Regions from separate parts of the Mus musculus genome. Here all the other regions are linked to region 3. The links are chromatin loops, found by intact Hi-C in ENCODE. Cell type or tissue: left cerebral cortex. All regions are shown on one strand. Each heading gives the region's core, and the rest is flanking DNA. Links, peaks and the distances in the headings are about the cores only. Region 1 overlaps Cetn3 (centrin 3). Region 2 holds the start of Gm32836 (a long non-coding RNA gene). Region 3 has its middle 64 kb from the start of Gm41008.

Region 1 (10,581 bases), core at 1,089-9,088, 150 kb before region 3:
TTAAAACACGATGTTTGTGGCCTATGCTTGTTGCTTGTGCAGACCTGTACATTCCATGTGTATCATGTGCAGTGTAGAGTACGGCCTTGTGTGCCTTCCAACACTGTTGCCTTGAGACAGACTGTCTCATTGAATTGGAAGTTCAGTACTTCTGAACTAGGTTGGCTAGAGAGTGAACTCTGGGGTCACTCCAATCAACACACCTCTGTCACTGGCACCTGCAGCCAGGCCTGTCTTTTTACATGAGTGCTGGGGATTTGAACTCTGGTCCTCAAGATTGCAGGGCGAGGAGCACTCTTACTCACTGAGCTATCTCTGTAGTGCAACCTAAAAAGTTTTGAGATGGAGAGATAGTTGCCTTTGCTCAGACATTTCTGAGATTGAGCTTTTAATTTTTAAAATAGTACTAACACACTCTTAGTGTGCTCGTCTCTGTTACAAAGGATATAAATTGTCTGATGCCTAATGTTGCTATGTGCTGAGGGAAAATACCCAATTTAAGGATTAAAATTACGAGTAAAGATCGAGGGGGAAATTTGTTATGAACACATTTCTTATGTTCAACCCAGTGAGAAAGATAACATTTGATATCTTAAATGTTAACTGTAGTTTTAAATTGGGCAACATTGTAGGTGATTTTTAAGCATTTCAAGTAGGGGTAGATAGAAACTGAGGTGAGAGGATAGACTATCTGAAAGTATTACAGGCCTGAAGCTGGGGCCTCAATATTGAGGCCCTCTGTTCGCTCCTTCCCCATCCCACTTGTGTCTTGCTGCCGCTCCCTCCCGTGCAGTCTGAGTCCGTCCTGTACAGTGTCTCGCCATTTGTTGGCATTGACTGTTTCGGTTTGGGACTTGGTTTCACAGCTCGAGCTTCCTCCTTTTCTATTCGTCTTTACACTACCCTTACATATCTATCTTTCTTGAATTCTTTGACCATGTTGTTAGCTCATAAGCCTTTCCTGGCTTCCTCTGCGTTTGTTGCCCTTTGATGCGGCTGTCTCCACTACCTCCACTTGTTACTGATTACTTCTGCTCAGAGCCTCCCTGCCTGGAGAAGGTGGCAGCTCTGCTCACAGCCCTCAGTCCCAGGTTTTGTCTCCCATCCTTTCCACCAGCTCTTCCCCTGTTTAGTAAGGGATGTCTGACATAAAGACTTCACTAACTAGTGACACAGCTCTCCTTTCCTGGTACTAGTAGCAGTTTTCTGTTTAAACTCAGTCATCTGAAACTAATTGTACCATAGTAGCTAATTATGTATGCTCTGGTGGGAAAGCCGATTGCTTGCTTGTTTGTTGAGAAAGGATCTTAATGTGTATCCTATACTAGTCTCAAACTTATGACAATCCTGTCTCAGTCTCCTGAGTGATAAGATTATAAAATTCCACTGTGTCAACCATGGAGGCCTGAAATTTTTCTGCTTTTTTTCCCTGCTTTTATGCTTTTGTCTAGCCTTTTAATAGTTGTGATATGTCTTTATTCCCTTGGTAACAAATAGTTATCTTTGTATTTAGTGCATCGTTTTATATATTTTTTGTAAATTCTTTTTAATTAGTTGGTCATATAAAACAGCAAAATGCCAATGAAAATAATTTCTATTTATTTTCAAAGTGAAAAACCAGGATGTTTCATAGTCTTAAGTTAGAGGTAAAAATACAGAATAATTGTGCTTTAGTAATCTGCTGTTGTCTTTTAAGATGGAAAACTTCCTTAGAAATCACTGATGACTTCTTTTGTAAGTAGTGCTTTACAATTTGTTTTTCCTTTTTAATCCAAAAGGTGGCAATGAGAGCCTTGGGCTTTGATGTGAAAAAGGCTGATGTGTTGAAGATTCTTAAAGATTATGACAGAGAAGCCACTGGCAAGATCACATTTGAAGATTTTAATGAAGTTGGTATGTACTTAGTCGCCTTTATACCCAGTACTTGTTGGAAAATTACGAGATTTTTGTATGTTTTCAAAAGAAAAAACATATTTCTAGCTATACTGTGAGAATTAGTGTTGGCTTTTGATGATTTCTTGAACGAGGAATTGTTGTCTAGATTTTATGGTTTATTAAAATTAATCACTAAAGGGTAACCAAAAATTATTTCTTGCCAGTAAAATAGAAGATTTAGTATCCTGATGTTTAAGATTATTAGTGAAGACTGCTGTGCGCTGTGACTTTTGTTAGTACAGTGGAGAGAAGAAGGAAGTAGGACATGGTGTCTTGGTGGGAGATGGGGACATGAAGTCCATCTTGTTAAGTTGACAGCTTGTTAGGCTCTGTACTCACTAACCTTAATCTCAGGGACAGTGCTGTGCTGTAAAGTTGAGACAACAGCAACGACACTGTTGTGAGGGATGTCTTTGGCAGGGTAGAAATAGGAGCACTTAGGAAATGCCACCTGAAGATGGTGGCAGCTTACTGTAGTTGGATCTTGGATAGTGATCTTAATGAGTTACTCAGGATGAGTTACTCAGGGTGTATACAGTTAAAGATTTTTCAATAGAAGATTCTGGAAGGCTAGGAATTGGCTACTGTAACTTAATTATATTGCTTACAGTGTTATATAGACATTATATGAATTATTTTGTTAAGTTACTGACCAATGATACCATTTTAGGGGTCATAATCTAAGCATGTAGTTATTTTCATATATTAAAAAATTAAAACTAATACAATTATATGTATATACAAAACCTTTATTTAAATATTAAAGACATAATACAGGAAAGAAAAGAAATGGAATGAGAAGGCAGATCCCCCCCCTTAGGAAACTCATAAGAGCACCACAGTGAAGTTAGCACAGGCTACCTTGGAACCAGATTCCAGGCTTCAGATCTGGGTTCTGACTCTGTAACTTGGTTAGTTTACTTGTCTGTGACTCGTTTTCATCGATGAAATGGGGACCAGTGTAATGTGGTTTCTGGGAGGTATGTGGGTGATGAGCATGTGAAATGTTAAGCACTGTACTGGATAGTAAGAGCTACTAAATGCTGGTGTTGGGATTAAGAGTAGTCCCAGCACTCAGCACAAAGAAGTAACCCAGGCTCTGGAAGTTTGAAGTCCACCTGGTCTGCATGAGGAACCCCAGGCCAGACAGGGCCAATGAGACCCTGTCTCCAAGCAAAACACTCCAAGAGTTTGTGCCAGGCAGAGAAAATAGTGCTTCCTTTGATGCAGAATGCATTTGTATTGTTGGGACATTAAAACATTCTATTCTATAATCTCATTGTTTTATTTTCTGTCTTTAACTTTTGAAGGCTATTTTAAGCATTATTATTCAGAGTTTTGTAAAACATTTTTTCATAAGTACTATTCTAAGTATTGCAGATTTTTATATTTTACTACTTCAGAACAGAGTTTCATATCACCTAAACCTTAGCTTTATGGACCATTTGTTGTTGCCTAAGGACACTGTCCCACAGATATCTGCAGATGTGCCTGGCTTATTGGGCTCTCCCCATGATGAGAAAACAGCCTTAAAGTGCATTCAGTGCAGGCTACCTAGCGTCCATCCGTCACTCGGCTGAGGCCAAGGAGGAGCAGGTGCTTCCGGAATCTCTGCTCTTAAAGGAAGGTCAATAGAAGTGAGAGATTTTCACCTCATCTGTTCTTGGCTTGTATTTCTTACATTTTAAAATCCTATCTAAAATAAAATGTTACAGTGTTTTCATTTTGAGTATTTATCCAGCACTGAAATTTTTGCATTTGGCGGGATGAATGGTAGTTAAGATTACCAAGAAATTGTGGTGAGGGCCTTAGGATGTAAGTGTAGTAACAGGACATTTTGATTCTGTGTGAGAGAGATTGCTGTCTTGGGTCAGAGTTGTTACCTGTAGCCCCGGGACTGAACCGAACTGTGCTCTCTGTGCGTCCCACATTTGTGGACGCTGCTTCTCTGCTACCAAATAGCATAGCAGTTTAGACTGTGAGCTTAGGACCCTGAAAACCTAAAATGTTTCCTATCAGGCCTTTTATAGGAAATCTTTGTCAAGCCTTCACCCAGGAAAATTTAAGTTTTTGCAAAGGGAATTTTTTTTTTTAACTTAAATCTTTAGGGATAGAAGATGTCCAAGAAGATTGTAGGAGTAGAGTAGATGCAGTCTAGCATAGAAGTGACAAAGCGGCATGGTACTACATGCTCAGCACGATGAGAAGCTTGATCTCATGCAGTCCCCTCTGTTAGAGGAGGGTCAGAGCACTGGGACGGCAGCCTTGAGTCAGACTGATGGATGGTCTTACGTAGTGAAGGAAGATGGGACTTCAGTCAGCGGAGTTTAAGGAATGGGAGTTTGTATTTTACAACAGTAATTGATGAGAAGGTCAAAGATGAGCTGAAGCGATTTTGGAGGCAGAAAGTTCTAGACTTTATGATCAAGATTGTTAGGGTGAAAAGAAAGAGACTCTATTTGAGAGTAAAGTAAGATAGTGTCTTCAGAACTCTAGTGTCCAATACTTGGATAATTAAGGGACATTTATGGGGTTGAGGGTAATGCCACTGTTTCAGAGTCAGTAATGCAGCTACCTTTCCTTCAGTGGAGGTCTAAGAGGCTGTGAAGCCCATAGAAGGACTTGAAAGTCCAATATTTTTGAGTTTGAAGTAAGTATTAAATGTTTGGATAGGAACTAACTTCTCTCTCTCTCTTTCTTTCTTTCTGTACTTTTTTTTTTTAAAAATGTAAGAGTGCTTTGTTGTGTGTATGTATACCTACATACCTGAAGAGGGTGTCCGATTCCTTTATAGATCCCTTTAAAGATGGTTGTGAGCCACCATGTGCTTGCTGAGAATTGAACTCTGGAAGAGCAGCCAGTGTTCTAACCACTGAGCAATCTCCCCAGCTCTCTAACTTTATCTTTTATGATTTTGATTTGTCTTTTCAGAATTTTGTTTCCTTATGTGATTTTTGTAAGATCTAATACTTTTGATGGACTGAAATTTCCAACAGTGTAGTCAAATTGTATACCTTTGTAATTGGTTTTAGTTGCTTTATGTCATTACAATGTAAAAATCAACACAACAGAAAGTAGTTGCATGCACAGAAATTTGGAACTTTTGAACCAGGTGATATCTTAGCTATGTGTGTGTGTTAATTGCTTTAAATCCTCCTGTTTTTTTTACAGGTGTGGGCTACCATGCCTGGTTTGTTTTCATTGGAAAAAAGATGTCTTACAGAGAAGTTGTACTTGTAGAGCAGAAATGAAAGGTGACGATGTAGACGAGCGTCACCATAACACACTTCATGTTGGGTGATGCTTTAGTTGCTCAGGGTCATGAGTCCTAAGAGAAGTGCATTCTGTCAGAGTATCGCTGGGCGTTTTATAGACCAATCTGTCTGAAGTACTGATAGCGCGTGCAGGTGAGATAGTGTGCGTACTTGTTGGCCTCCTGTCTGTTGTGGCTTTAAGCACATTAGTCTTTTCAGCAGGGTGCCTTTCTGCTTTACCTGTCATGTATGTTACTTAATCCATGAAGAAAATTTCATAACAGTTTTTTTTTCTTGTCCTGCTTTTTTGTTGGGACTGAATTCAAAATACGTTGAGTGTGTGCCATAGAGTTAACTGTGGTATTTTATTTTGGTGTTATGGCTGTAGGTATGCCAATTCTTGTTACTGAATATTTATGAGCTTTGATTTGCATACTTATAGTAATAGTCTTCAATTAGGTTTTTGGAAATCTTTTTTTGGATAAAATTAATGGCGAGAGATAATTTTGGATATATGTGTAGTTGATGTAACATTAGCTTTGACTAGGTGCTTATTCAGCCAAATACAGATGAAATAACAATAGACAGACAACAACTTGAAGAGGACTTAGATTGTATTTTTTTACTTAGGATTCAATAAACATCCCAGTACTTTCCATCTACAGACATTTGAAAATTTCAAATGAATCTATAGATCCCAGCAGTTCACTGTTAATGATAGAATGATAAGTGCTTTTTCTTATAGTAGCAGAACAGCATATGGAGTTACTTCAGAAATAGATATTTTGAGAATTCTACCAAGCAACATAAAATTTTATACTATAGACATCAGTTTTTATTATGACTTTATTAAAGGCCTATGCTATTAAAATATATAAGCTTAGTATATTGATATATGGCTTTATTCTAAAAGAGTAAAATGGCCCTGCTTTAGACCTGCTTCCAGAGAGGTTTAGCCCATCTTCACAGTAGCTGAAATCAATGTAATTTTTTTGAATCATGAAAGTGCTGATAGAATTTGCATTTACTAACTTGTCTTATGCTTATATTGGTGTTGGCAATGACTTCTGTTAATTTCACAGGCTTAGTTGAATTCAACTAGAGGAAGAATTGGGGTATTAAACTGTTTAACAGCTTTAACATGGCCAGGGCAAATTGTTCACTTAAACTTAGTGACCTGAGAGAGGTGGAGTAATGTTTTTGTGGACTTAATTATTTTATACTTACATATACTTAGAATGAGTGCGTTGCTCCTGTGTGTTTACATTGCACTGTGTGAAGGGCCTAGGTCAGAAGAGGGCATTGGGCCCCTGGACTGGAGTTATAGACTGTCGTGATTTGCCAAGTGCTTGCTGGGAATTGAACTCAGATCCTCTGCAAGAACAAGTGGTCCTAACTGCTGAGCCATCTCTCATCCTCAGTTTAATTCTTAACAATAGTAGGCTTTAAATAAATAGTGTGTATATGTTGTCCCTTTTTTGGCCTTTGTACAATATAATTTAGCTTACATTTATAGTACAGACATTAAAAGTTTAACATTTAAAATTTGGATTTGGAATTCAGGTTTTATTTTTGAGTTTTAGTGATCTACCGTGACATTTAATTATTAGACTAAATGTTGACAGACTCCCAGGTGTTGCTCTCAGTGAATAGCTGATTTTTACATGAATGTCCTCACTTGAAAAGTTTCTTTTAACTCTAGTGACAGACTGGATACTAGAGAGAGATCCACATGAGGAGATACTGAAAGCATTTAAACTATTTGACGATGACGATTCAGGAAAGATAAGCTTGAGGAATTTACGGCGTGTTGCCAGAGAGCTGGGTGAGAACATGAGCGATGAGGAGCTCCGGGCCATGATAGAGGAGTTTGACAAAGACGGCGATGGAGAGAGTAAGTTTACCTTACTTTTGTCTAAAATCTGTTGATTTTTGTGACTCCCAGCAAGTTCTCCCCACCCCCACTTTTCCTTTCCCTTTTATTTTTGAAGACAAACTCATGATACTTTAAAGTGATTTCAAGTTTGACCTGGTACTTAAGATCCTTTGTCTTAGCCTCCTGAATAGATGAGAGTCCAGTTGGATGCCACACTCTGTAAGCTTCATTTGTATTGAAGCAGACCCTTAAGACAACTTAATGAGCTAAAATACGAAGTATCATACAGACTTCTCTGAAGAAGAAATATTACTAATATGTAGCTCTTCACTAAAAGTTTAGATCTCAGTGCTTTCTTCCTTAACCTGTTTACACTTCTGAACTATTACTAAATTTGTAGATTTTTCTTTTAACCACTTTTAATCTATTTTTGTTTGTTTGTTTGTTTGTTTTCTCTGCTGCTCTGTTTCAGTTCCTGAGTTATATTTAAAATGTCACAATGTTCTTTCCCAGGCTGCCTGTGAGGTGCAGCGTTGTGTACCACCTGTCCGGCAAATATATGCTGGTGTCTCTCACAGCCTTCCCATTGCCCTCTGGGCTTATTAGCCTTCATCTCCTTTTCATTCTGTCGATAATATTCTTTTCCTAAATGTGGGTTGTAGTGTCGTCATTTCTGTGCTCAGACACTGAAGAGTGAATCTTCACTACCTGCAGAGTAAAGCACACACTTAGTACTGAGGTCTATTTATGCTGCATTCTTCATTCTTGCTTTAACTGTTATGTACTGAACATCTATATCCTGATGACGGTGGCTTTGCTGCTTTCTTCTCTTAGGGAGCAGAGAGCCCACTTGTCTGTTGAAGTGCTTCTCACTTTCTCCAGCGAGAACTTTGGAAACACCATCTTTTTCTCAAAAGCCTCCTTAGTGGTGTATGGCAGCTGATGAGGGTGCCATTAAGGGCTCATGACATTTAGAAGAGCAAACTACCTTCATATTTTAGTATGTTTAATATGGATCCTCTTGGTTGCAAACCAAGTTTTGTACTTTTTTTTTTATATTTTAAACTGATGAAGATAAAAATATTTTTTTGCCATTTTGTGACATTTAGTAATTCATTTGCTTTTATAAATGTTTAATGGTATCCAATTTTTAAGAATAACTATTTTTTCAATATTATGGGTTTAATGAAATAAAGACTGCAAATGTGGATATGAAGGCAAATAATGTATACTACAAAATAGACATAAATATGTAGGTATATCTGAAGATAAAGAAGATTAATACCACAGTCTCTCAAAATAAATATAAATAATATAAAACAAAGTACACTATGTGCTTTTATAAAAATGAAAGTAACATTTAAGAAGCTATAGCAGACCACTTTTTAAATAATGATAATGATGGTTGGAATCTTTTATGTTACTCAATTTTCATAATAGCTTCTGTAAAGTGGATAGAGTACTGTAGCTGTATGCACATAAGAGAGATGCGTGTATAGTAGATTATCACAGAGCTAGTCCATGATAGCAGCAGAGCTCAGACTCAGTTCTCCACAGTGAAAAGGGCATTCTGTATTGTTTGAGATACTACAGTAAGATGTTAACTGCGATGGGAAGCAGTGTATTAATTTATTGACTAGTACTTCTGATGCTAAACTTTGTTTTTTTATTTTTCTTTTGAAGCCATGTAGCTTCTCAGGTACTCAAACTTTATATAGATTGTGTGTGTGTGTGTGTGTGTGTCTGTCTGTCTGTGTTTGTGTCTGTGTGTGTTTGAGAGTCATTTCTCACCTTCTTCCTTGTTGAGGGAGTGACTTCCTGTTTCTGTTTCCGGGTTGCATACTTCTGGCTAGCATGCCTGCTAAGATTCTCCCTTCTCTCTGTAGGAGTGCTGAGATCACAGAAGTGCACTGCACTATCTCTCAGGTTTTTATCTGGGTCCTGGGGGTTGAATTCTGGTCACCAGGCTTATGTGGTGAATGCTTTTTGGCTGAGCCATCTTCTTGGCCACTCAGATACTTATCTTTAAGCCAGGTGTTATGCTGTTGTCAGAAAGATGGTTGGTGAAGTTAGAAAGCCTGGCTTTCTTGTCACCTCCCTAGTAGTCAAGTGGCTAGTTTGGTTCCTTTAGTTCCTTTGTTCTTTACTGTTTTAGACTTAACTGTTATGCTTTTGGATATTAAATCATGAAATAGATTAAAATATTTTTGTAATACTATCATATGTTAAAGTATATATAAATAACATAAAACAGCTATTTGTGACTTCTACAACTTTTTGAAGCTGAATTTGAAGTTTGATTATTGAAATTTTATATTTTAAAAAAAGCAAAATCTTGAATAAAACTAAAGTACTTAGTTTTTAGTCATAGCTCTGTTACAGTATTAAATGATTTATAACCAAATCACTTTGAAGCTCCTTTTATTGCTTTCCTAAGAAAATAATACTTTCTGGTTTGGCCTAGAAGCCTCAGTGTAGATTGCTTCAATTGTGTTTTTAGATGAAGCTCCACACTGGCTTAGGATTCTTATCTATTTGAATTCTTAGTTGGGAGACAAACAGGTCGTATTCTCATAAGCTCTTTAGATGTGGTATTTAACCGAAGAGGTCACAACTCTTCATTTCTCAGGTTCATGAGTTGCTTTGTGTCCTGTCTCTTCCGTGTCTCTCAGAGGACCTTGTAAATGTTTCAGACTGAGCAGGAGCTGATGGAAGTCGGCCTGCTTTGACTTAGACTTCTCACTGGCCTTAGCTCACGGTTTACCTTTCTAGGTGTGTTTCCTCTTCCTGTGTCTGGGATGGCATTCCCCACCTTGCCTTCCCTTCTTTCTAAATGCCATACTTTTAATTGACAATCCAAGTCATGAGTTGTCTTTAGTAGTGTTTTCCAATACTTTTTGATCCATATTTTATAATATATTACTGTAAGTTCTGTCCATTTATTCTCCATTTCAAACTGAGCACAATTATTGCACCAGCTCTGGGGTTACTTTATTAGATGAATTCTTGACATATATGCCATAAGTGAACATTTTCTAAACCATCCTCAAGGTAGCTTTAGCATGAAAGTAACCTTACCCACATATTAAGAACGTGACTCTTTAATATTTTAGCATCCAGTACCTGAGAATGAGGTCTTTCAGCTTTATGATCCATTGTTTCATTCAGTTAGCAACAATTTTATAGTGACATTTATTCACCTCTGTTTGATTCAAATGTACTGTAGAATAGCAGCCCTGCATGTTTTGATGCATTATACAGTACCTCTGTAGTGCTGGCATTCATTTGACTCCTGGGAATAAGTGTGTCACTCAGTAAATCACTGTGTAGGATTTCAAAGGACACAGTCTAAAGCATCCTCTGGCAGTTTCCTTTCCAGACGAGGGAGATGGGGTGCAGAGCTGGTGTGTACAGAGCTGTGACATGAAGCCAGGTCATTGTTTTCAGTGTGCTGGTTTTTTGCTATAATCAGTTGGCATTTATAGCTTGTATCTTAAAGATTTACTAAGTCTTGAT
Region 2 (10,581 bases), core at 1,123-9,122, 110 kb before region 3:
AAAGCAATCTACAGATTCAATGCAATCCCCATCAAAATTCCAACTCAATTCTTCAACGAATTAGAAAGAGCAATCTGCAAATTCATCTGGAATAACAAAAAACCTAGGATAGCAAAAGCTCTTCTCAAGGATAAAAGTACCCCTGGTGGAATCACCATGCCTGACCTAAAGCTTTACTACAGAGCAAATGTTATAAAAACTGCATGGTACTGGTATAGTGACAGACAAGTAGACCAATGGAATAGAATTGAAGACCCAGAAATGAACCCACACACCTATGGTCACTTGATCTTCGACAAGGGAGCTAAAACCATCCAGTGGAAGAAAGACAGCATTTTCAACAAATGGTGCTGGCACAAGTGGTTGTTATCGTGTAGAAGAATGCGAATCGACCCATACCTCTCTCCTTGTACTAAGATCAAATCTAAGTGGATCAAGGAACTTCACATAAAACCAGAGACACTGAAACTTATAGAGGAGAAAGTGGGGAAAAGTCTCGATGATATGGGCACAGGGAAAAAATTCCTGAATAGAACAGCAATGGCTTGTGCTGTAAGATCGAGGATTGACAAATGGGACCTCATGAAACTGCAAAGCTTCTGCAAGGCAAAAGACACCGTCAATAAGACAAAAAGGCCACCAAAAGATTGGGAAAGGATCTTTACCAATCTTAAATCAGATAGGGGACTAATATCCAATATATATAAAGAACTCAAGAGGATGGACTCCAGAAAATCAAATAACCCCCTTAAAAGATGGGGCTCAGAGCTGAACAAAGAATTTTCACCCAAGGAATACCGAAAGGCTGAGAAACACCTGAAAAAATGTTCAACATCCTTAATCATCAGAGAAATGCAAATCAAAACAACCCTGAGATTCCATCTCACACCAGTCAGAATGGCTAAGATCAAAAATTCAGGTGACAGCAGATGCTGGCGAGGATGTGAATAAAGAGGAACACTCCTCCATTGTTGGTGGGTTTGCAAGCTTGTACAACCACTCTGGAAATCAGTCTGGCAGTTCCTCAGAAAATTGGACATAGTACTACCGGAGGATCCCGCAATACCTCTCCTGGGCATATATCCAGAAGATGTCCCAACCGGTAAGAAGGACACATGCTCCACTATGTTCATAGCAGCCTTATTTATAATAGCCAGAAGCTGGAAAGTACCCAGATGTCCCTCAACAGAGGAATGGATACAGAAAATGTGGTACATTTACACAATGGAGTACTACTCAGCTATTAAAAAGAATGAATTTTCGAAATTCCTAGGCAAATGGATGGACCTGGAGGGCATCATCCTGAGTGAGGTAACCCAATCACAAAATAACTCAAATGAAATGTACTCACTGATAAGTGGATATTAGCCCAGAAACTTAGTATAGCGAGATATAAGGTACAAGATGCAAAACACATGAAACTCAAGAAGAACGAAGACCAAAGTGTGGACACTTTGCTTCTTCTTAGAATTTGAAACAATCACCCATGGAAGGAGTTACAGAAACAAAGTTTGGAGCTGAGACAAAAGTATGGACCATCTAGAGACTGCCATATCCAGGGATCCATCCCATAATTAGCCTCCAAACGATGACACCATGGCATACACTAGCAAGCCTTTATTGCAAGGACCGTGATATAGCTGTCCCTTGTGAGACTATGCCGGGGCCTAGCAAACACAGAAGTGGATGCTCACAGTCAACTATTGGATGGATCACAGGGCCCCCAATGGAGGAGCTAGAGAAAGTATCCAAGGAACTAAAGAGATCTGCAACCCTATCAGAGGAGCAACATCATGAACTAACCAGTACCCCGGAGCTCTTGACTCTAGCTGCATATGTATCAAAAGATGACCTAGTCGGCCATCAATGGAAAGAGAGGCCCATTGGTCAGGCAAACTTTATATGCTCCAGTACAGAGGAACGCCAGGGCCAAAAAATGGGAATGGGTGGGTAGGGGAGTGGGAGGGGTGTGGGGGACTTTTGGGATAGCATTGGAAATGTAATTGAGGAAAATACGTAATAAAAAAAAAGAAATTATTAGATCTGTTTTATCAAGGGCAGTAAAGTAGAAAGCCTGTAGTACTTCAGTGTGAGGAGTTCAGTGATAAGAGCATCTTATAAACAATTCAAATGTAAGTTAACTTACACTCACAAAATGCACGAAGATGTATTGACCAATGGCAGGCCATATATATGACAGTGCTCTCATAAGATTACAGTTGCTCTGAAAGGATACAGCACAATGCATTCTTCACAGGTGACAACAGGTGTAAAAATAAAACCTCCTGCACTAGCAGTGTACACAAGTACATTGCAAACCATTATGTGCTCCCAGCATATCCTTGCTAAGTTACTGTGTGCCCTGCTGTCCTTTTTTTTAATTGTTCTAGAGTGTTCTCCTACTTGCTAACATTTTCCCTGGGAAATTGATGTATTATACACTCAACAGCTCCGTACAGCTATTCTTCCTTTGTTTATTGAATGCATGCATAGGTTTTTTCTGTTCCTGACTGAAGTTTATATTGTTCTCTCATCATCATTCCAGAAGCAAGAGGCTATGCCATGAACATTCCAGATCAGCCTGGTTTGCAGTTTGTTGCAGCAGCTAGGGTTGTATGAGTAACACACACAGTGAGAGCACTCACCAAATGATGCATGTCTCAGAACATCGTCTGATCATAAGCAAAGGGCCACTTGTTTAACTTACATCAGTTTGAATTTTGCTGATTTTATTCCTTTTTGCTTTTCCTTGCTGCAAGCACTTTTAAAATTTCATGTTTTCCACCCTCTTTATTTTACTTAGCTTTTAATGAAATTTCTACACAATGTTTGTAGAAACTATCTGGCAGATAACTATGAAGGGTTAAGTCATAAACCTTTATTACCACAAGGGGGTGTGATTTATAAGGCAATGACAGGAAAGAGACAGTTTTCTTTTTGTTTTTGTTTTTGTTTTTTTGTTTTTGGATGGGGTCTCATTATGTATCCCAAGTTGCTTCTGAGAATTCCCTATGTAGGACAAGCTGGGACTCATGGAGACCTGCTTGCCTTTAAGTGTAGGGATTAAAGGTGTAAGGTGTAGATGCCACACCTGCTGACATTTTATAAATATATCTATTTAAAGCTTCATTAAATGCCGATTTTACTTGAATGTATTTAATAAAATATTGTTTTTTAAAAAAAGAAAAGGATACTAAAGACAGAAACAATCTCATAAAACAAACAGGAGATTTTCTGAAGGACCTTTTTATTTCCAGGTGGTCCTCAGGAGTTGTGGCAAGGTTTGGGAGAAGGCACTGGAAGCTGCCTTAAAGGTTATCTTCAGGAATTTCTCACTTCCATGACATCGGTACACTTACCTGTCCAGCCTTTCTATTTCATCTCAAGTCATGAGCTCTTGCTTAGAAGAAATACATCTTCTTGATTAACTACTTAAATATAGACAAATGAATTCATTTTTAGATGTAGCCTACTAGGGGAAATGTCATGCATATAAAGATGTGCTACATTAAGTAAAAGGAGGGGCAGGGGATTGACTGTGACCTCAAGATAGCCCGCAAAATGAGGTGAGGAGAGCAGTGCCTTTGAGTGACATTCCACCAGAGACACAGCCTTTCCTGAGGCTCCTGCTGTACCGTGCGTTTCCAGTTCCACCTGAAGAGTACCCAATAGGGTCTGTGCTGCAGCTGACAGCGGGTCCACCACACAGCTCACAGTTACATTAACAGAGTCCTTAACTTGCTTCACTAGTGTCACTTGGTCCTTCCAAACTCTTAATTTCTGAAAATTATTGCCCAGGAAGTTAGAAGTTGTCAGTAATTTTATTATTCATTTCAGAAAGTTTCCAAAAGTCAAGTTACATAAATATTATATTCCACCACATTTTCTTCAACAGTTAAGTCCCGGGCTGGGCTTGAAGTCATGATCCTATTGCTACTACCACCAAGTTCTTGAATTATAGGCTTATGCCACCATGCCTGGCACAGATTATGCCAATTAAGGCAACATCAAATAGCTGTTTACTATTTAAAAATTGGTTTCAAATTCTTTTCTACTAGACCCCACCTACTTATTAGCCTCAACCAGACTCCCAATATGTAAATACTTTGCATTTCTTCTCCTCTTCTGAGACAGCAATTCTAGTCAAGGTGGTGGCTGCTTCTACCTTGGCAAGAGCTAATGGGTTTACTTAATCAAGAAGTTGTTCTTATGGGAGTAAAATATCTATGCAGTCAATTCTCACTGAATTCTGTTATGTATTTTTAATAAGTAGTGACCCATAGTTTGAAGCCACAGCCTAGCTTACTAACCCAATAATCTCTTTGTGTATACTTTGTAATTTCTTTCTTTCAGTGTAACAAATGGCATTAAAGTCAGAGAGGGCTTTAGGGGTGGCCTCCATGGATCAATCAAAAATTATTGTTTTTCCAATTAGTGTGATTTATTATGACTACAGAAAGAAGCAAGTGAACCGTGATTCCCAGCCAATCAGCCTACGTCAACCAAAAAGACTTTTGCAAAAAGCTATATAGATTTTATGTAAATTTGGTATTTATGAGCACCAAACTTTTAGCACTGACATCTGCCTGAGAAGAAACTTCATTTACAGCAGTGGCAGAGATGAAGTTCACTGTGAACTAGTTTTGAAGACCATATGCTTTAACAAGCTGAAGAAGAAGGGAAAAGAGGCTCTTTAAAAACAGCTTTTTCTTGGTCTCACTGTGGATGATGCTGCGTGACAACATTGTGACATCATAACTTACGAGCTTTTGCTTGCTATTGCACCAACGGAGCCTCAGGGAGTATAACAGCACCTTGGAAGTCTATGGTGCTTCCCTTCCCTGGAACGTAAGGCATTTCACAGGCATTTTCTTTCTAAACCTCACAACATCTCTCTAAGGTATTGCCAAACTGGAGACAAATTTCACAGTTTAATCATGTGGAACACATTGGTAAATATAGATGTGCCTTTTAGAAAGTTGCTTCGAAGTGTATTTTGCAGCTCACAAGACGTTTCTCAGGGTGTAAACCAGTGGTGTAATGTAAAGCTTTTAGCCCTCCCCCATGTGAGCAGGGAGGGTAGACAGACGTGTTTGGTGTAACACTCAAGGTGGCGCAGGAGGAAAGGCGGGTGTGTGTGTGTGGGTGCAGGCTATTTTGTTCCCTGTCCTCCTCCCTTCTCTTCCTGTCTCCCAAGCTGCACAGGGGCGCTGCCTGTGTCTTCTCATCCTTCCCTTCTCATCGTCTGAAAACAAGGCCAAGATATGCATTTAGTTTTTAATGAAGAGTCTGGTTATATCTCCAGGGTTAAACAAAAAAACTGATTTAATTCACTGGGCCTGTTGGCTAATTCTGGCAATCAAAGAGGTATTTATAACATAGGGCAAAGTGGAAAATGTGTCTTTTTTTTTTTTTTTTTCTTTAATGACCTGGGAGGGTGGTGATAATGAGGACAGGATAGAAAAAAAAAAAAACTTGGGATAGGGACCCCCAAAGCAGCAGTTCCAAAATTGACCTTGCTGGAGGCCAGGAACGCTGGGAGAGGACTCTGGTTTCCGATTCCTTGTTTTAGCTTCGCCTCAAGGAGCATCTCTGGTTAGATCAAGACTGAGACAGCAGCCCAGACTGGTGGTGAACAGCTTTGGAACCGCACATCTGGACTTTGATAGTGTAACTCTGCCACAGGTCTTTCCAAATTTCAGATCTTTTCAGTTATTTCAGGATCTCCACTCTTGACGGGGAATTTGGCAGGATCTGTAGAGGCCATGGAAGATGGGTTCCTGCTGAACTGAATACCACTAGTCTTAGTGTAAACATGACATCCTGATATACTCTAAAGTTTGAAACATTATGTAGTATTGTTTCCTCCTTTAAAGATGTAATCGTGCTGGGCCTGTCAATCACTTGCCCAAGAGATGACCGCTCAAGCAGGTGATGCAGCTAAAGCTGCACTGAAGAGATGGGAGGGACGACTATCCCGTACTGAAGAGATGGGAGGGACGACTATCCCATTATGAGATAATATACTTACTTTCTCAGAAATGTTGTTGTTGGGTCACTTGCTTACGGAGATTCTCTGAGCTCTTTCTACTCTGCCTGCCTGAGTCCTAAATCAGAAAGGGAAAGCAGGAAAGTTATGGTTTTCTATCTCTTTCTTCAGATGCTGGCCTGAGTCTAAACATGTTTTCTTCGGCACTTTGGGCTTTCTTACTCCTTCTCTGAAACTACCCTCTTTCTGCTGTGTAGCAGTGTGTTGCCATGCGGTATCTTGGTGACCCTCCATCACTGAGCATGCTAGTCTAACCCAGAAGACATGACTCTCTTTCTTTGCCATATACCAGCTCTCAGCAGCCCCTGGGGTTGGAAGCTTGTTTGCCCTGTTGTCCTGGAGCTTCCTGCTGAGTCTACTTATATGAAAGAGTCTAAAATCCCAAAGGGAAAAACCCACCATTTCTCTGGAAACATATGACATTCAATGTGGGGCCCCCAAACTTTCTGGCATCAGTAACTTTCAGACATACCCATTTCTTGTCTCAATTTCTCAGCATTTTCAGTGAAAGAGAATGGGGTCTCAATGTTTCTCCACAGCTGGGATGCTTCCTGCATGAAATTCTGGCATCCTGGATGCTGAGACAGAGGATCGAGAGTTGAAGCCTAGTGTGAGTGACATAGTTCGACTTCCTTGCAAAACAACAAAACAAATCAGACTCTCTCTCCATCTCTAATATCATCCTTCTCCTTTCAAGAGCCCCATTTCCCCCCAAGTTTCCATAAAATATGACATGGAGCAGATACTTAGACGGGAGTTTCTCCCCACAACCTCCCCTTTCTACTGATTCTTACACTTGCCCTCCACCTCCCCTCAGAAAAGATCAGGCCTTTCAGAGACATCAGCCAAATATGACATAACAAGCTACAATAACACCACCCACATGTTCTCAACCACAGCTGGATGAGGCAACCCAGCTGGAGGAAAAGGATCCTAAAGGCAGGAAGAAGAGTCAGAGACAGCCCCTACTTCCACCATTAGCAGTTCCACAAGAACATGGAGCTATATAACCGTAACATACACAGAGGACCTAAGTCAGAGCTGCACAGGTTCCCTGGTCTCTATGAGCCTACTTGAGTCCTGGTCAGTTGATTCTGTGAGTCATGTTCTTGATCCCTCTGGCTCCTCCAATCCCTCTTCTCTCTCCTCCACAGAGCTTTCTGAGTTCTGTTCCCATTGCTGGATGGGACTCTGGTCTCTCTCATGACATCATGAAGGCAGGACAAAGTGTAGGTTGTTGGAGGTTTTATGGCTGGGTTGCCTTCCCAATCGCTCCACTCAAGGCCTTGCCTAAACCAGGATATTTTTGAGAGGGAGGGAGGGAGGGGGAGAGAGAGAGAGAGAGAGAGAGAGAGAGAGAGAGAGAGAGAGAGAGAGAGAGTAATTGGTGATTCTTAATGGATAGGTCTAGAACTTTTCTAGGCAAATCAAATGAGCTCAGCCTACACAAAGGCGCCATGCAGTGAGCAGTGCCTGTGTTTGTTTGTGATACAGGGACAATGGACTCCCAGAGTCTGGGGCAGTGCTGAGCCCTCTTTAGATCTGCCTGGCTTGTTGGGCTTGGTTCCTTGACACTCAATAGCTACTGAAGACAGTCTGGGTCCTTTTGTCCCAGTGCCTTCTGGTCCTTTTGGCTCATGAATTTCTGTGGACAATGGAAGGCTGAACTTTTAGACGAGATTGGGAGTGTTCAGGGTGGTATGGCTGTAGACGAGGTTGAGCTTTTAGAAAGAAACTTCATTGTAAGAACCGGCTTATGGGAAAGAAAACAAGCAGCGCTCCTGTCTAGCAGAAGTGGGTCCCAAGAATGAGCAGCCACTGATAGAGCTCCTGTTGTAGAGGGAGTGACCAACTTAACCCCCACGGTGAGGTGGATCTGAGAATCTGGAGATTAAAAAGTCCTCACACTCTTTGAGTTTGTCTAGGATCCTGGAAATCAAATTTCTTCCTGATAACTGCTCTAGGCTCTTCCATGTGAAGAGGAAGGGGTGGTGTCTACTTTTCCTTCCTGGCTGGGCTGTAGAGACAGCACTGCCCTCCCTAACCCTTGCCTTTTTTTGTTTAGCCTGGATTCTTTCTTTTGTGTTTGTAGTCTCTTCAGTGGAAAGCATGGTCTCTTCCTATTGTTTGTATTTGTTTGCTTTGAATGGAGATGGTTTACACAGCATATCAAGATACTTGGTATGAGTAGTCAGAAATGTTATTAGCAATTACTTCCTTTTTAAAAATACATGCAAACATTTGAGGGACGGCCACGTACGGGTAGCTGTGTACACTAGAGCTCGGGCTCTGTGAGGGTTTACAGGTATTTGTGGAGGATTTTATGTATATTTTCAGAGTTTTTTTTTTTTTTTTCTCTTCTCTTGTGGAACTTTGAAAAATGGAGAGAATTAAGTTGTTTCTAAAAAGCCAAACCAGCCTGCCATCTCTTTTTCTTTTCTGGGCTACGGTCCAATTTGCACAGCAGTTGCAAAGAAAAAGCAAACGCATCACCAGCTTCAGCGAGAAATATTGTAACAGTATGTAATCTCTGTCAAGATGAAATTGCTTTGTGATTTACATTACAATAAATCCTGACCTTTAAGCGCTGCAGACTAAGCTAATCTGTGAAGTACTTTATTCCAACACTGATTCAGCGAGTGCAGCTCAACCAGAGTGACTGTATTAGTCCCACTGTGCTGTGGTTAAAGAGCCTATATATATCGAAGCAGATTACAGAGTGTTGTTCTATGTGTACTATAATAAGTAGAATAATTGAAATATTCAGTCTGTTTCATCATTGTGAAATAATAGAATTATTTTAACCTCTCCTTTGTTTGCCTATTATGGGAATTACAAGTAGCTACATTTAAATATCATTAAGGCCTGATTTAGATTGATTAGAACAAGAAAATTCAGAATAAGGTTAAAATACCACATGACACTTCAGCCTTAATTCACTTCTCTGAGTTAAGAATTGTTATATCTGTTCTTTTTTCCTTTCTCTTTTCTGGGTAAAATGTTCAGATGCCATGTGAATTTTTCACTACCAGCTTGGAATTTTTGGCTTTTAGTCTGCCCAGATCAAAGATCAGGCTCACCCAACATGAGAGAGAAATTATTTTTGGAGACATTACAAACAAGCAAGCAAGCAAGCAAGCAAGCAAGCAAGCAAGCAAGCAAGCAAGCAAGCAAGCAAGCAAACAACAAATTGTCACATTTAGAAACTATCAAGGCACTGTTTTCCAGTATCTTTTCTTTTCCTGTACAGATCAGGACCACACCCACTGATGGACTATTTGACAGTGTCTCAGGGGCATTATGGGCTTTCCCTGCCCTTACCTGGGTGGTCATCAGTACACATGTTTTTAACTCATTAATTTTTGTGTGAGGTGTTTACTCTGCTTTTAGGCCTGTCTGGTAGATTTCAGGATAAAATGTCTGTTCGAACCTAAGCACACGCGCCTGCTTCTCTCTTCACTGCATCCACACTGGTCCGTCCTTCATCTCTGTCCTCTGCATATTTTTATTTCGCCCAAAACTGAAGACATTGAAGGGGTTCTAGACTTGGATTTCTTTGAGTAAAGTTGGCTCTTGTTCCAGCTTAGGAATCACAATTTCTGAAGCTTACCGTCAATATTGCTGGGCAGAGCGGCATCAAGGAAGTTCTTGCCTAGAGGCCTTCCCCGCCCCCGAGACAGGGTTTCTCTGTGTATCCCTGGCTATCCTGGAACTCACTCTGTAGACCAGGCTGCCCGCGAACTCAGAAACCCGCTTGCCTCTGCCTTCCAAGTGCTGGGATTAAAGGCGTGCACTTCCAATGCCTGGCATCCTAGAGGCGTCTTAATTCTCACTTATCACCAGATCTTTTCTTATTCCGACTGCAGCCCTGTAGGAGCTGTGGGATGATGTGGCTTTCTCTTTTCTGCTCAGAGTTGCTCTGTTCTTTTGTGTGCACTTGTACATACCTGCACCGATCTGAGCGAACACTCACAGATCCCTGGGAATTTCTGTGTAACACCTTCTCTTTGATACCTTGTCCATAAATCCTAGCCTTTTTGATCTTCTTCAGTCAGCATCTGCCTTTGCTATTTAGAGAGACCAGTTTGGGTTTCCTGCCCTATGGTCAGGTAGTAAGCCGGGCGAATGGTGGAGATCACATTGCTTCTCTTGGGGATCACGCTTCTGTGCTGTGGAATATATGAACACAATGATCTGAGATTCTCATGAAACTGTAATCATGTGTACCCTAATAACAGGATGTGCCTGAGAAACCCTCCTTACACTATTCCATTGTTCTTCTTGCTCTGCTGACATCTGAACGTCCCCCACAAACAAAAATGGCTTCTGCATCCAGACACAGTCCTCTTGTAGAATTGTAATGGTGTATGCACCCCATCTGACCAAACCATCTCTAGGTGGTACATGACTGAATTTGTTTGGTACCTTTGCCAGAACATTTCTGGCAGTACTTTAAAGTTTAGTAACAAAAATAAAAGAATATGAATGTGTATGTGTAACCTTGCCTAAATCTGTCTATTAACATTCTCACA
Region 3 (10,581 bases), core at 1,623-9,622:
ACCCCCACTTGGTTTCTATCAGCTGTAAGCTATACTAATCTAGACGTGATCTGTTGGGGATAGGATCAAGTTGTCAATTAAGAAAAGATGTCACAAATACCTGAAAGTAAGAGTAAATGAATATACCTTTAGTCCCAGCACTCAGGAGGGTCTCTGAGTTCCAGGCCAGCCTGATCTACAAAGTGAGTTTCAGGGTAACCAGGGATACACAGAGAAACTCTGTTGGAACTCCTCCCATCCCCACCAAAAAAGAGTGAATCACAACCTGGTTCATTGTAGATTATAGTGGTAACAGTAAAGCTGTTATCAGGACGCTGTAACACGTGCACCAGGGTGAGCCATGAGGAAACAGATATTATACTTTGACTGGACAGATATTATACTTTGAATAAACTCAAGTGCCCGCTTAAGTGATTAAGAGCACCTACTTCAGGGAAGGTTGACAGAGGGAGGGAGCTAGTGGGGATGGTAATCTCACTGCAAACTCTTTGGGAAAACGGTCTGTGTAAATATTGGTTGTAACCAAGGCACACAGCTCAAACACTGACTGTTAGGCTTTGCTTAGGATTATTTGATGGTAAATTATGGACTCTTGTCATCATTATACTTCTAAATACTTAGAGATATGGCTGGAGGAAGAAGTCAGCTAGAAGAAGCAGGCAGTGCATTCCCATTGAAGAGGAATGTGCTGATTTTGTGTGTATTCAGTGGCAATCTAGTTTGGAAAACTCTCACCCCATTTCATCCATCTTAGTTTTTTCTTTCATTTATGCCGTACAGAGGTCTGAGACTGTGCATAGTGTAAAAAGATCGGATGACTGCTATCCTATCTGCTACCTCAGAATGAAGTTCTTGTATACAGGAGCCAGCTATGAAGTTCTCTAGTAGCACTCATTGCCGAACATAGATGTGAACGAAGCTTTCACTTCGATTGGCTTCACAAATTAACGAGTGTTGCAATGTCACAATTTACCTAAAGTAAACTGAAGATAGCTTTTGTATCAAAGTAGGTTAAAATTATATTCTGCAGAAAAGCCTGCTTTTCTACACCACCCAGTATACCACCTATTTCTAAGAGTTTGCTTCTTATTGGTGATTAGCTCTACCTTGGGATGAGACTAAGAGCAGAGATTAAAGAGAAACTGCAGACAGGTTCTACGGGGGCCTGTATAGTGCACATAGAAAGACACGTGTCATGAAACATGTTAGGAAGTGGGATTGCAGCCCACACAGACAAGATGCAGTCAGACAGCTGAGGAAGGGAGAGTGACAATGTCACTTTGAACTAGGGACTGGGCTACTATGGTTCATGTTGGGGCACTTCTGAGAGTGACAAGGAAAGGACTGATAACATGTGGTTGGTGGATGCAAACCAGAAGTCTGCTGGAAAGGCATGCATTTATCACCTTATAAGGAAGCCATTCTGTATTTGCTCTGTAAAATGCACTTTAAGTACTGACTAGACAGCTAAAAGGTGGAAGGTCCTAAATTTGGAAAGGATATTCTCAAATCCTCTTCCTTATTCAACGAATGTCCATAGTGTGTTCATGACTAGGGCCACAACAGGTGGATGTATTTTAAAGCAGTAGACTTGAGTCAGTGGTCTGTCTGCAGATACTTCACAGGTCTGGAAGGATGCCCCTTGGGGGCTTGCCAAACATACCTGATGCTGTGTCTAAGTACCTCTCAGCCAGACTTTCTGGGCCACATTAGATTTTAGGTTAGAATGAGAATTTCTTTTTCTTTTCTTTTTTTCTTTTTCTTTTTCTTTTTCTTTTTCTTTTTCTTTTTCTTTTTCTTTTTCTTTTCTTTTCTTTTCTTTTCTTTCCCTTTCCCTTTCCCTTTCCCTTTCCCTTTCCCTTTCCCTTTCCCTTTCCCTTTCCCTTTCCCCTTTCCCCTTCCCTTTCCTTTTCCCTTTCCCTTCCCCTTCCTCCCTCCCTCTCCCCCTCTCTCTTTCTCTTTCTCTCTCTCTCTTTCTCTCTCTCTCTTTCTCTCTCTCTCTCTCTCTCTCTCTTTCTTTCTTCTTTCTTTCTTTCTTTTTCATTTTCTTTTGTTTTGTTGTGATTGAACAAAATTCTCACCATTTTAATCATATCCAGTGGCTTTTAGTGACTCCATAACACTGAGAAACCATCAGCTTCAACACAGGTACAGGACACATTCTTAAAGCAGTGGAAAACCATCAGCTGTATATCATACTATGCAGCTACTGAGTACAGCCAAGTAGCCTTTGTAGATTTGCCTATTCTGTCCTAAAGAATGCATATACAGTGTGGCTATGGATACATGACTGTTCCTCAGTGTACTGTTTTCGGGATGCATCCACATTGCATACCACACTCCTTGGTGTTTCATGGGTGAATAATATGCCATTACATCTTCCCTGTCCACGTGCTGCTGCTGAGTCTGCTGATGAACATCTTTTTTTGTTTCCGTCTTTTGGCACTTTTGAGTATAGTAGTTATGAATGTTTGTGTGTGAGTCCTTTGAATCGGTTTTTACTTTTGGGAGGCATATATCTAGAAGTAAAATTGTTGGTCCATGGGCGGAGAGAAGGGCCAGTTGCTGTTGCAGAAGGTGCTGGTTTGACTTCTCACACACGCATAGTGGTTCACAGGAATCCACAGCTCCAGCCCAAGGGAATTTGTTCTTCCCTCTGACCTCTAAAGGCACCAGGCTCATATATGTTGCACAGACACAAACAAAGCATTCATATACGTAAAATTAATACAATGATTCCTAATGACATACTGATGTACCCACAGAATAATACTAACTTAACCTCAGAGAGAGTTTTCCCAGTAGACAGGGGATAACACAGAGACACACGACTGGACAATGTTCAGAGAATGAGAGACTTTGGAGCACTCGGCCCTAAGTGGGATATTTTTAATCATCCCTCACTCCTCAAGGCACAGGGATCTATATGGAAGAGAATATGGAACTGGAAAGACTTAAGAGGCAGATGCGATGAATGACTCCCAGGAAGCAACATCATTCACACAGAAGAGGGCTGATATGCAGGGGACTCAGAGAGACTGGCACAGTGCACCTTGAACCTGCACAAGTTCAAACCAGACAGAATCCCAGCACAGAGAGGGGAAAGTAGACTCAGAGTTCCACCTCTAACTGATAAAACAATTTTTTACAAGATCATTTGTGTCTATATGATGATCTTACAATATTTTTTTAAGGAAGCATGGAATTAGTTTCCAAGTAGGCTAGTAATAATGGTGTTCTCAGGCAGGTCATGAAGGTCAAGAATGGGGACGTCTGTCTACATATGGAACCATTTCCTCAACAGCTGTTACTCTAGCATGTGGCTGGGGGATACGTGACTATTTGTCTCTAAACTAAGCAGATTCTGGAAGACAGACTGATTTCCAGCCCCTTACCTTACCAGTGAATCTGTTGATTCAAATAATAAACAATAATAAAGAAGAAGATATCATCAATTTGAGAGTTGGGAGGAAGCAGAAGGGGTTGGGAGGAAGAATGTAAGGGGGAATAATAATTTTGTTTTAATTAAGCTACATTAAATGAAAATGTGATTTTGGTATAATTCTTTCTTTCATTAGAAACTATTCATATTTTTTCAAGACAGGGATTCTCTGTGTAATGTTGGCTATTCTGGAACTTGTTCTGTAGACCAGACTGGCCTCAAACTCAGAGATCTGCCAGCTTCTGCTTCCTGAGTGCTGGGAATAAAGGTGTGCCCCACCTCACTATTCCTCCTTTCTAAAATTGTGTTATTTTTCCATGAATTTATCTAGAAACAGAAGAGCTGCATATCCTTGGAAAGTGAAGAGACAGGAGTCTATGATACCCAAATGTTTTACCAATATAACTTGAGACGCTTAAAGAGGGTTGAGTAATATCTAAATTTAAACTGGGAATTCTGTAATTTGTTTGATTTCTTTTCAATGGAGGGTCCAAGAAATAAGATGGGTTTTCTTGCTTGTCAAGCAGTGAACAAACATGGAATACCTGTAGGAGTTATCCGAGCAATTGTTATCCATGTGTAGAAGATGCTTAAAATTGTTTTCCAGCATTATAAAATGTCTCTGTGACTTTCTGAAGTATGTTCACATTCTATAGACTTGAATGCTTTGACATCATCTGTGAGCCTTTCTTTGATGAACTTAAAGTGGTTTTATGGGGGGGAGGGGGAGAGTTAGTAGTGCTGGATACAGAAATATTAGAATAATAAGTATAATCTGTTATCATGATTATCCAAAGCTCACTTGATTATATTTCTGCACTCCTTCATTCTAGAACATCAGAAGAAACTTACTGTTCTTCACAAAGAGAATTTTGAGTATTTCTAATATTTTTCCACTATTGTTAGATTCATTTTGTAAGAATATTTACTTCTGCTTTAAGTTCACAAGTAACATACCTTTTAAATCAAGACTACTGTAATTTTTCTTTATTAGCTTTCAAAGCTTTCTGTGTTTTGAAACCATCACAGCCAATAACTAATAATGAAACCAGTATGCTAATTAATAAAATAATTAAATGCAATGACAAAGAGAGGAAGACTGACTGAATGAGAAGGGCTGGTGAGGTCAGGGTCCTGCAGCATGCTGGGAACTATACACGGGGATCCTTGTGCGAAGGTTGCAGCTCAGAATGTGCAGGTCCTCACATTTCATTGTTCTAGGGATCTGATCTGATATGCGTTAGAATGTGGGAGTGCATTTGTCTCAGCATTGCTTTTTAAATAACAGAATCAACACTGGAATGTAGATTGGGGCTTGTTTAGCTTTTCCTCTTAGTTTTGTTCAAACACTATCATTGTAAAGCTCAAGGTCTGAACATAATACTTTGGTGTTCATTGTAGGAAGGAGAATGAATGGACAGCAAGGGAAACATAACCCTGCCAGTCTCTTTTGACTGGGGAAGAAAAAAAAAATTAACCAGGAAGCGAGACCAGCAGCAGAGGCTCAGCATCAGTTTTACTTTTTTAGGGACTACATGTCACGGACTCCTTCATTAAGAACCAATGTATCTAAGCTGGAATTCATTGACACTGTATTTTAACCTAATTAGATTAGAATCAAAGAACCATGAACAAGGGGATGAGAGAGATGGCGGGTGCCACCATTGTAAGCATTTCGGGTTCTACTACACTGGATTGCATCTACTGTAGGAATTGTAAAGTTGCAGGCAGGGTGATGCATTTTTGAACATCTGAGCTACTATACACTGAAAACACTATGAAATAAAAATAATCTCTTCACACTTCCCAACTGGCTGTTTATCAGCTTTTCCCTTCCCCACACTTGTGCATGAAGTGTCCCTTCACAGCCAGAAATCCTGTGGTGTTTTTGGCTCTGATTTGGACAGTAACTTGCTTATTTTCAAAGTTAACAGCAGAAAGCAAAGGAAAATGTCGTCTATTAGTGTGTTACATTATGTAAAGAAAACAAGATTGCTACACACTGCCATCCACTAGCCTTTCCAACCATCTCTTTAAACCTTTTCACTTCAAATCAAACCACCATATTGAGCAGCCCCCAAATATTTGGAGAAAAAAAGGTAAAGATTGTGGGTCCCAGAGCGACCATTTATCTGAAGTTTCCATGGACTAAACCTCCATCAACCAACCTACACAACTACAACACAAATTCACTTGCAAAAATACAGGAAACAATAAATGTTAAATATTGACATCCTCTTTCCATAAGTCCCTGCAAGAATAGTACAGGATTCAACCTTTCCAGTGGTGTGTGTGCACTCCACTTGCTTTGAGGTTCATCAGCTACACATTTATAATGGAGTCTGAGTGTGAATATGTTGTGGTTTTTCTTTCAGATGAGCCTGAAGCCAGCTGTGTTCTGTCTGTTGGTGGGACATGAAAAGACTATGAAAGCAGACTTTGTTCCTTGGGCAAGAGAGGCTTCTCACAACATGCTGTTTCAAAACCAAAATTCAGGGCTAGAGCTATGGGCCAATAATTCTGAACAATGTTTTGTTTTTGCTCAGAATAATTAAATTATGCCATCCTAGAATGAAAAGATATACTTTATTTTTTCATGGAAAAGCAAACAAATTATAATAATACTATGTTCTGGTATTCTGATCCACTAATTATATATGTGTCCTTCCATTTATCTTTGTAGATATAGGAAGACTAGATTAGAAAAATGAACTATAACTGGCAATGAGGATTTTCTGCTAGGAGCAGATTTGAGTTTGAATTGGGGTGATGATCAACTGAGATGAGTTATTTTTAATGTTTGCCATTTAATGTGAATGCATACATGTGGCATGTGAGAAATTGGAAATTAGACTAACTTGAAAAAGAAGATACCTTTTCTGGCCCCTTGCCCTTAGACAGAATGTTGAAGTTGTTCTGAATGCCCTGTTATTTTTCCTCTCAAAGATTTTATTGATGCAAAACCTTATTCCTAGTCATTTAGTGTTTTTTTTTTAAAACCAAAAGTTGTAATTTTTCTTTATCTTTAAGTGAAACAAAGAGATCATGAATATCTCTAAAATTTCCCTTTGTTTTGCTTTCTTTATGAGATGAACGTAGGGGAAGTGTGCCAGGCAGTGCTGGGAAGCATTATGAAGTAAAAAGGATGCTGCTGAAGATGTTCAAGATGGAATAGCAGTTTTCAGGATCATCTGACCATCAGCATCCCTCATAACATGGATTCATTTATGGAATCAAGCATTGTATCACAAAAATGAACAATACTAACTTTCTGAGGTAAAAAGCCTTTGTGGTAAACACCACAAACCACCTGACAAAGTCTTCAAGTAAGAGACACAAAACAGTGGGGCTTTGCCTGCACACGTAGCAGTCACCTTCCTGTGTAGTATTTTTATTATTATTTTTTTTAACAGAAGCATCATCAAATCAATGCCGTATTTATGTAGCTGGGATGACCAGTCCCCTGGCTGGCCTGCAAGGCTGTCACTAGTTCTTTCCTTACTGGGTTAAATTAGAACTGGCTCAAGATAGCAAGCACTAGCTTGGTAAGAACAATGTTGTGTACCGGGTCTCTGAGCAGCTTCTGTGACTGTCCAGGAGTTGGAGGGAATTCTGCAGACTCAAGGAAGCTCCTCTCCAGCCCTCCCCACAAAAGGCTGTGTGTCAGTTTCAGCCCTAGCTGCTGTTAGCTTGTTTCTCATTAGTTAGTTCCTCTGCTGTTTGGCTGCGGCTTCCCCTGCCAGCCCAGACAACAGAAGCAGGCCTAGCTAGTTCCTGGTATTCCACAGTGCCTTGTCTTTTAAATGGCACCCAAAGCATTCCTTGAAGTTTCCTCAGTGTCTGCTTAGTGGTGACCCCCCCGCAATTACCTGTCAGCCTCTTCTTCCCTTCCAATGGGGCCTCCACACTTCAGAGTTAGGAGTTGGCTCTCTGGAACAGGATTGACATCAGCATGTTTTAGGGATCTTTTGTTCATTACAAGCCTCAGCGTCTGTTCTTTGGCTTCTTCCCTAGACTCCCTTAATGTTAACTACACTCACAGTTCCTATTTACTCCACGGCCTGCTTCCTGCTTTATGTCTTGTCCATGCTTTCCGACTACAACCACCCTTCATCTAACACAATGCAGATCTAGTGGTTCTCGTTTGTAGCAGCAAACTATTTACCAAGGCAAGCTTTCTGAATGTTTAACAATTGATAACTCCAAGAATTATGTCCTAGAGGAAACGTAGTCACAAAGAAGATTGATTATATATTTAAATTATTATACTGAGAAGGGTTTATATCACAATTTAATGCCAGCCATCTGTCCTAGTTTACATACTTAATTAAGCGTATTACATATTTAATTAATCAGTAAAACTCTACCTTTTCCAAACCTAATTTATACCTGAGCATCACGGGTTGTGACATCCGTAGGACCATATCCTGTATAAAAAGACCCTCTGTCCTCTTTAGAAAAAGTACAATTACAATCAAAATAGGCTTCACTGAGGTGCTCTGATTTAATGACAATAAATAATTTAAATATCTATAAGAATATGTTGAAAAGTTATAGGCCGTATTGTTAACTTATAACTCTAAAAGTTATCTTGCTATATTTATGTAATTTTAGAAACTGTAATGTTAACCTCTCAAGAGTTAAATGTGTTATGGAGTAATAACTTCCTGATAATAACAAGATGTATTAACAGAGTTTCATTAAGAGAATGTTAGCATCATCCAAGGCTTAATAAGATCTTTCCCGGTGGCTTCATTTAGCTGCACTTGGTCTGGAGGGCCAGGGAACTCTGGCCCCACTGCTTTTAACTGCATTGTTTGGCTGCCTGATTGTGTCCATCGATGGTAATCCCTCTGTAAGTCTAACCCTTCACATACTCTTCCTTTCCTGAGTAACAGCCTCACCTAAGGATAAGTTTATACACGCAGACTGCGTTATTTGTGCCACAATATTCAAAGACCCAACTCTTTCTTGGAAAAGCGACAAAACTCGTGTAATGAGAAATGGCAATTATTAGTTGGCAACGGCACAGATTTTCTTTACAGAACTTTGAATTACGCCTTTTTAGCAGATCTTGGTCACTCAGGCCAGTGAGTCTTGCACAGTTGTGGTTTAACCTCGAGAACTTTTGTCACATTTTTTTTTTTTTTTATGAGATGTGGCTCAGTTCTGACATTTAGAAGATTGCAGTTTTGAAGAGTTTGTGTCAACTTTCTGTAAGCGTTTTATTTTGCTAACGAACTAAAATTGATCTCTGTAATTGAAAGATAACGACACTATTTGAGTGTAATGACTAAATACCCATGAAAGACTGCTCCCCTAACCCTGACCACGGTGCTTTATCTTAATTATAAAATCACATTGTATAGTGCGTCTCAATTGCTTAATTATGAAAGAAAAAATGGAATGAGCAGTAGCAAGAGACATTGAAGAGTTGGTTCCAAGCTGGACTTGCTACAAAACCCTGAGGTCTGCTCAATGTCCTGGGGCTCTGCTGTTCGCTTACAGGCGTGGTGCGGTGGGGTTATTTAAGGTCCCCTCCAATGCTTCCAGCTTTCAAGCTGAATCCCACCAAATTGATTTTTCATACTCAGGGAAAGAAAAAAAAACCTGAACAAAGCTGAACTGTGAAATATTTGACAAGTATTAACAGGATTGAGCATGTTTTAGACATTCAGCATTCTGTAGGAGAAAAGAACAGTTAGAATCCCCACCCCCACTTACCCCACCCCTGTATAACTTGTATTTATTTAAATTTGAAACACTGAGCAATTTCACTAAGCTGTTTTTGTGCTTCTTGTGGTACGGATGGATGCAGAATGCTCCAGCCCATAATTTCCCAGGGCATGTTGCCCTTTACAAACTTAGTAGTGGAGAACTGGGTCAGTTCAGGTGACCAGACTATGGAATCCCTCCTCACAGGATCAGAAATTCTACTGAAGTTGTCCACCTCCTGCAGGACGGGGCAGGACAAAGCAGATGAGAACACTCTGGTAGTAGCACAGCACCTGCTGCCGTGGCTGTTTCTGAGAAGTCTAGAAATCTAAGCCAGTGCTACAAATGGCAGCCAGGAACCCAGAAATCATTTATAAGTATTTTACTAATTCTTTCTGAAATCAGATTTACCAATCGACTCACACACAAAATGCAATTGTCTGTACAATTTTATGAGTGGATACAGAAAATGAAATTTCACAGAGAATTCACGCTAATTAATTAATTAATTAATTAATAACGATTCTTCAAGACAAAAATACTTTCTCTCTTTTTTACTGCCTAAGTGTAAAATAACTGCTTAGAAATATCAGAGAGGTTTTAGAAATAGGTAAAATAGACCTGCTTAACAAACCACAAAACACTTCACTTTATTTTTACCCAGTACTAAAAATAGTGCACATGCATATATTTTTAAATGAAAAGGTATAAACAAAGAATACAGTTGTAGAACAGCCAACTTGAATTAATAGGCTACTATTTTCTTTTGCCTCAGTATTCACAGAAGGCTAGCCTACCCATTGATACCAATGTATATTTTGTCAAGTAACCTGCTACAGTTTTTGATAGTGCTTAATTGCCTTTTTTTTTTTAAAGATTTATTTATTATTATATGTAAGTACACTGTAGCTGTCTTCAGACACTCCAGGAGAGGGAGTCGGATCTCATTACAGATGGTTGTGAGCCACCATGTGGTTGCTGGGATTTGAACTCTGGACCTTTGGAAAAGCAGTCGGGTGCTCTTACCCACTGAGCCATCTCACCAGCCCCATCTTAATTGCCTTTTTAAAGGACAAAGTATTCTGTTGTTTGGAAAGAAGACTTCTACTCACAGGCTTCAATTCTGAGTAAGACATGTGTGTCTGCCACTCATGACTCTTTCTATAGTGATAACTGCAGCTTCATGCACACATAAAAAACCAAGGCTCCTGCTACAATTCAGAAATGGCAAGCAGTTCAGGGCCTATGGTACAGAATAGGTCTATTTTACCCAGAATGGGAGGAAAAATGAAAGGGCAAGTACCCGAAGCTAGGAAAGAGTTTTCCATCAGGAGCTAATTAATGGGAGGTGCTGGAGGATCGATAGTGGACATTGAAGTATTTCTTTCAGGATCTGTTGAGGTTGGATCTTTTGATATGCACTG

Evidence for each region. Peaks named below come from ENCODE experiments on the same cell type or tissue, not always from the same donor. Only the 100,000 strongest peaks of a DNase experiment are listed, where the experiment ranks them.
Region 1: a loop joins it to region 3, with 4 times the contacts of the local background. A loop is called at or near these places in 9 of 42 quality-filtered maps.
Region 2: it touches region 3 in a loop (5-fold over the local background); 3 of 42 quality-filtered maps call a loop at or near these places.

The regions. Positions count from the first base shown.
Region 1 is chr13:81,785,065-81,795,645 of GRCm38, forward strand. It overlaps Cetn3 (centrin 3), which reads left to right. Exons shown (of 5, transcript NM_007684.4): 3 at 1,779-1,893; 4 at 6,892-7,083. Among named protein-coding and RNA genes, the nearest start is that of Cetn3, 7.1 kb to the left of the region's middle. In left cerebral cortex, for the core only: a CTCF peak has its summit at 1,747; DNase peaks (open chromatin) are centred at 1,820, 2,290, 2,961, 3,510 and 5 more places; H3K4me3 peaks cover 441 bases; H3K27ac peaks cover 3,186 bases.
Region 2 is chr13:81,820,060-81,830,640 of GRCm38, forward strand. Gm32836 (a long non-coding RNA gene) reads right to left here and starts at 7,159. Exons shown (of 3, transcript XR_382684.2): 1 at 7,123-7,159; 2 at 6,522-6,627; 3 at 5,308-6,107. In left cerebral cortex, for the core only: a CTCF peak has its summit at 2,877 (motif pointing right); DNase peaks (open chromatin) are centred at 4,820, 5,061, 5,619 and 8,516; H3K27ac peaks cover 4,280 bases.
Region 3 is chr13:81,930,098-81,940,678 of GRCm38, forward strand. No RefSeq gene overlaps it. Among named protein-coding and RNA genes, the nearest start is that of Gm41008, 64 kb to the left of the region's middle. In left cerebral cortex, for the core only: no CTCF peak of the experiment used is centred there; DNase peaks (open chromatin) are centred at 5,247, 7,120 and 9,409.